2 separate regions of the Homo sapiens genome follow, and region 2 is linked to region 1. Evidence: chromatin loops called from intact Hi-C (ENCODE). Cell type or tissue: CD14-positive monocyte. All regions are shown on one strand. Links, peaks and the distances in the headings refer to the core of each region. The heading gives the core; the rest is flanking DNA.

Evidence for each region. Hi-C counts contacts between places; a loop is a spot of excess contacts. Peaks named below come from ENCODE experiments on the same cell type or tissue, not always from the same donor. Only the 100,000 strongest peaks of a DNase experiment are listed, where the experiment ranks them.
Region 2: it touches region 1 in a loop (4-fold over the local background); 20 of 110 quality-filtered maps call a loop at or near these places.

The regions. Positions count from the first base shown.
Region 1 is chr11:3,090,600-3,093,501 of GRCh38, reverse strand. OSBPL5 (oxysterol binding protein like 5) reads left to right here. Exons shown (of 22, transcript NM_020896.4): 18 at 450-635; 19 at 944-1,070; 20 at 2,806-2,902. Among named protein-coding and RNA genes, the nearest start is that of CARS1, 35 kb to the right of the region's middle. RefSeq lists enhancers at 744-1,551, 1,493-1,562, 1,552-2,360 and a silencer at 1,409-1,703. In CD14-positive monocyte, for the core only: CTCF peaks have their summits at 1,347 and 1,551 (motif pointing right); a DNase peak (open chromatin) is centred at 1,511; H3K27ac peaks cover 386 bases.
Region 2 is chr11:2,974,379-2,977,280 of GRCh38, reverse strand. NAP1L4 (nucleosome assembly protein 1 like 4) reads left to right here. Exons shown (of 16, transcript NM_005969.4): 4 at 1,158-1,257. Among named protein-coding and RNA genes, the nearest start is that of SNORA54, 12 kb to the right of the region's middle. In CD14-positive monocyte, for the core only: a CTCF peak has its summit at 1,525 (motif pointing left); a DNase peak (open chromatin) is centred at 1,500; H3K27ac peaks cover 1,397 bases.

The sequences.
Region 1 (2,902 bases), core at 251-2,750:
CCTGCTGACCACAGCCTGACATGGCCAAGCAGGCAGGTCAGCAGGGCTACAGTGCTGTGAGCATGGCCCCAGGATGTCCCTGGCAGGGAGGGCAGGCCTGGTGCACCCCTGGTGGCAGATCACGTGTCCTGGAAAGGACAGATGGAGGGAAGGGGTGTGGCCTGGAGAGGAGCCGGCTGCCGTGACCTCTCACTGCATCACTGCCGGCGAGTGACCAACAGGTGCACAGGGAGGTCCCTGCAGGCGGGAGATGGGAGCTCAGTGTTGGAAAAACCCATCTCATGGACAAAAGAAAAGCTCTCTTCAAAGTAGTGAGCTCCCTGTCACTGTAGGCAATCACGCAGAGGTTGCTCTGTGCCTTCCTTCTGGTGCCAAGGGGCCCTGATTCCTAGCTGCCTAGGGGTCGGGCTGCCCGGGCCACTGGCTCAGGATGGGTCACTGGCCCGCAGGCTCTGGCAGCACGTCACCAGGGCCATCAGCAAGGGCGACCAGCACAGGGCCACACAGGAGAAGTTTGCACTGGAGGAGGCACAGCGGCAGCGGGCCCGTGAGCGGCAGGAGAGCCTCATGCCCTGGAAGCCGCAGCTGTTCCACCTGGACCCCATCACCCAGGAGTGGCACTACCGATACGAGGAGTGAGTGCCGACAAAGCCCTGGGGGCCACAGGGTGGGGCTGGGCCTAGCAGACGGGCTGAGAAGGGCCCAGGGGCTCCTGGCTTCCCTCTCACCTTCAGCCTGTCCCCTGGAGGAGTCGGTGGGGGAGGGTCAGATAGTGACACCCCCCATCATCAGTCCTTACTGCAGGCCCTGCCCATGGGGTGTGGGCAGTGGTCATTCTCCTGGAGGTCTCTGGCCACTGTTGGGGGGCTGAAGACTGGGCCAGGACAGCCCCCTCACCTGAGGGCCACTGCCTGTGCTGATGAACGCCCTCTGGACCCTCCAGCCACAGCCCCTGGGACCCCCTGAAGGACATCGCCCAGTTTGAGCAAGACGGGATCCTGCGGACCTTGCAGCAGGAGGCCGTGGCCCGCCAGACCACCTTCCTGGGCAGCCCAGGGCCCAGGCACGAGGTCAGCACCCCACAGGCCCCACCCAGGGCTGGTCTTAGCTGCACGTGTGGCCACCACCACCCCTCGCTCCTCACCTCACTCCTCCCTTCCCCTCGCTCCGTTTCCCTCACGCCCTCATCCCCCAGCCCCCTCGTCCCCTTTCCTTCTCTGCCGAGCATGGGACTCAGGAAACCGGGATTTGCAGGATGCTCAGTTCTAGGGGCACCTTGGCTTGTGGGACCCTGTGTCTACTGTCTCTGTCCACTGCCCCCAAAGTCTCCCTCTGCCAAGTTAGCAGCCACATTATCCCATTCCACTGATCAGGAAACAGAAGGTCAGGGCAGCCCAGGGCCCTTCCCAGGTAGGAGGAGGAGGAGCCAGCACTTGCACAGATCTTGTGTCTGGAAAGGGGAAGCGGGACAGCAGGAGGCTCCAGGGAGTAACCTGAGGAAGCTGCCTTGGGTGTGTCTTGGTGCCATGCCTTAGGCGGCCACCAGGTGGCGCCAAACCCACACGCCCCCGTTCCAGGTGTGCTGAGCTGCACCGCCCCAGCCGTGCACCTACTGCGTGCAGAGGGTGCAGAGCGCGGCCGGTGCTCACCCGCAGCGGACAGGATGGGGGCGTGTTCCCCAGCTGATGCCGTCTGGGCCAGACTCAGATGAGAGGCCTTGCTTGCCTGATGGCCCTAACTTCTCCAGCAAGCTGGGGGCCGCGGTATCTCCTTGGCTGCATGTCCCATGCTCTGCCTGCCAAGGGACTAGGGAAGAAGCCTCAGGAAGGTAGACAGATGCACCCCCTATGTCTGCAGCACAGTCTCCATCCCCCCGGGCTCAGGCCAGACTGCTAGCTCCTGCCTTCCCTTGGCCCCAGACCCTCGCAGTCCCGCTCCTCAGCCTCTCCCCACCAATCTCCAGCAGATGTCCACCCCCAATGCCCTCTGCAGCCTCCCACCCCGCAGCCCCTGCTGAGGTCAGTCAGCCTGGGCCCTGCCATGCCTCAAAAACCATCCCATGGAGTACCTTGTGGCCAAACCCACCTGCCCCGCCTCTGACCCCACCTGTCCTGGCTCTGACCCCACCTGCCCCGTCGCTGACCACACCCAATGCAGAGCGTCCCTGGCACCTCTCTGGCCCCAAACGCCTGTTGTTACATGGTGGTCCCACAGCCAGGTTCTGCTTTTTCCCCACCCCTGAGCATCAGTTCCTGTCCTGGGTTCCTTGTGAGCTCAAGTAAGGGCTGAATGGATGAGCCCTGCCTGCACTCCTGGGGTTGTGAGCAGCCGGCTGAGTGTGGGGGTTCCCCCCTGGAGATGCCCCTTGACATGGGGAACCCTAGCCATCTGGGGTTCCTATGAACCTCCCAGCTCCCACAGTGGCCTCGGCTTTCATCTGTCCTCATGGCTCAGGGGTCAGAACCACCCTCGGCCCCCCATGCCATCATCTCTGCATTTATTGGATGCAACGCCATGGTGAGCACAGGGCAGGCGTGTCTGCACCACCTTGCAGGCCCTTGCTCACTGTGAGGGGTCAGTAGCTCTGTCTCACCCATGAGGAAACAGGCTCAAAGGGACCATGGCTACTCCAGGCCATGCCGGGGCTGAGACAGACCCCTCCAGCCAGCTCCACAGCCCAGCAGCTGCCCTCCCTGCTGGCTGCCACCTCTAGCACTGTCCTGGCATAAGCATGCCACCATGTCCCTGGGGCCTGGGCAGGGGGCGTGGGTGGCTTTCAGCTGCAGCAGCTCCATTTCTCTGCAGAGGTCTGGCCCAGACCAGCGGCTTCGCAAGGCCAGCGACCAGCCCTCCGGCCACAGCCAGGCCACGGAGAGCAGCGGATCCACGCCTGAGTCCTGCC
Region 2 (2,902 bases), core at 236-2,735, 120 kb after region 1:
CTGTTACCAAGGTCCTTTCACCTTGGAAGCAATCTGTCAGGCACGTGTAGATATCCTCTTCCTCTTCAGCAAACTTTCACACGGAGGTTTTAGCACCCATTCATATGTGTTTGTATATGCATGTAGTATTTATATACTACACATGTGTACACAGTTTTATATATACAAATTACGTACCTTAAATACACTTCATGTGCTTCATGTTAGTGGTTGTGTTTGCAGTTCTATTATGAATGTTTAAAATTGAGTGCCTGCTTGGTGTGTTTGACTTACCCACATCATGGGAGAATACTCGGGATGGGAGAATACTCGGGATGGGAGAATACTCGGGTATGTACTGGCTCTAAGCAAGGGAAGGGCGCTGGGTTTGGATTTCTGTATTGTGTCATTAAGAGGGAGATTGTTAAGAGTCTGTGTCATGAGCCAGATGTCTGCCACTTCATAGTCACAACTGGGTAAAAGGACAGTCACTACCTTGTCAGGATCTCATTCATTGGTTTATTGGGAAATGGGCTTATAAATACAAACAGCTTGGTATTGTGAGCTCACTACACATGTAGGTTAGCCCTAAGTGGGGTGGAATGGTCAGAAGTGCTTCCTGGAGGGAGGTGGGTTTGGGCAGAAGGACATTCAAGGCAGAGGCGAGTAGCACATGCAAAGAAAACTTAGGGAACAGTGCTGGCAGAGAGCTAGTGAGCCTTGGGCTCTCCTGGACTGTGAAGTCTATGGCACCACAGTGAGCAAGGGAGCTAGTGGATGCTCTTTTACTTTGAGGAACTGATCTCATCTCTGTTCGTGGCTTCTGGACACCACCATGGGACTTGGGGGTAGACCATGTGAACTTACATTAATGATGTCCTCAGTTGTTTAAGTCTGGTGCTTAAACAGCCACAGTCCTGGTGAGAGCCAGGACTCTCTAGGTGTTTATTCAGTAAATTTGTAACTACCCATCAGGTGATTAACCCAGAGTGTTAAATGCTCTTAAAATAAATTTTAATTATTTTCAAAACATGTTTAAGAAGTCACTGGTGTATGTATTTAGAAATTAGTAGATGTAAATCTAGGCAAAGCTAAGTAGATATGTTACTAATTTTTGACTCTTGGCTATTGTGTGTGGTGGGCATATTTTAAATATGTTTGGTCTTAACTCTTCATAGAAAAGCTCACAGATCAGGTGATGCAGAATCCTCGAGTTCTGGCAGCTTTACAGGAGCGACTTGACAATGTCCCTCACACCCCTTCCAGCTACATCGAAACGTAAGTGTGCTGTGAATAGGGTCTCATGCAATTTGGAGAAACAAAAGGAAAATAAAGGAAAAACCACTTTTCAGTTCCCCAGAACAGGATTAAATGTTTTTTTCGTTCCAAGACATTGTCTATGAGAGACAGGCACTGGGATATGAGAGGAGTGACCCTACCCGGTGCCTAGGCTGAGAGTTTGCCTGGTGGATGGAGTAGCGTGACCTGTCAGTTCTGATAGGAAGTGCACAGTGCCATCCTGTGGAGGGCTAGAGGACTTCACAGATCATCTGAGTTGGAGAGGACAGCTGGTGGCTCCTAAGTTAAACTAAGAGAACCACTCCTTCCTGACTTACCCACATGAGCCTGTGACACCAACACCTTAAAAAAAAAAAACTGGGCATAGTGCCGCATGCCTATGAGTTTTCACTACCCTCCAGCCTGGGTGACAGTGAGACTGTCTTTAAGAAAAAAAAAAAGATGGGGTCTCACTGTATTTCCTAGGCTGGTTTTGAACTCATGGCCTCAATTGGTTCTCCCGCCTCAGCCTCTCAAAATGCTGGGATAACGGGTGAGCTACCGTGCCTGGCTGACACCTTTGCTTTCTTAAGAGAGGCCTATGTGCTAGATGTATTGCACTATGAAAATGATAAGGGTGGTGATCCTAGAATCCTAGGATGGCTCTTGTCAGGACCTCTCTTACTTCTGGAAGGAATTTTTGGTTTTTGAGTTGGAGTCTCACTGTTGTTCAGGCTGGAGTGCAGTGGCATGTAATAGTTCATTGTAACCTTGAACTCCTGAGCTCAAGTAATCCTTCTACCTCAGCCTCCAGAGTAGTTGGAACTATAGGCATGCACCACCATGCATGGCAATTTTTTTTTTTTTTTTTAAAGGGATGAGCTGTTACTGGGCTTCCATCTATAATTGGGTCAGGGCTTGGTCTCCCAGGAGGCCCCACCTTCCAGCTGGTTTCCCCAGTCAGGACTGCCAGGGCTATTACGACAAGAAGGGGACATTTATTTTTTATTTTTATTTTTTGAGACAGACTCTTGCTCTGTCATCCAGGCTGGAGTGCAACTTCCGCCTCCCGGGTTCAAGTGATTCTCCTGCCTCAGCCTCCTGAGTAGCTGGAATTGCAGGTGCACGCCACCACTCCCAGCTAGTTTTTTGTAGTTTTATTTATTTCACTGTACGTTCTGGAGTAGATGTGCTGAGTGTTCAGGTTTGTTACATAGGTATACATGTGCCATGGTGATTTGCTGCACGTGTTTTTTTGTTTGTTTTGTTTTGTTTTGTTTTTGTATTTTTAGTAGAGACAGGGATTTGCCATGTTGGCCAGGCTGATCTCCAGCTCCTGACCTCAGGTGATCTGCCCACCTTGGCCTCCCAAAGTGCTGGGATTATAGGCATGAGCCACTGCGCCTGGCCTAGAAGGTGACATTCAGAGTTTGCTTTGCCCATTTAGAAGCTTCTCAGAGATTACTTAGTGGGCAAGGTGTTTTGATGTTATTTTTTTTGCAGACTAGATTGATGGGATGGGGTGATACTGAGTGGGAGTGGCAAGAATGAGAATGAGTAATGGTTTCTAGTTTTCTCGCTTTAGAAACTGGGTTGGTGGGGTGGCATTCTGTGAGAGGAACTGCTTGAGTGGGATCAGGTTTAT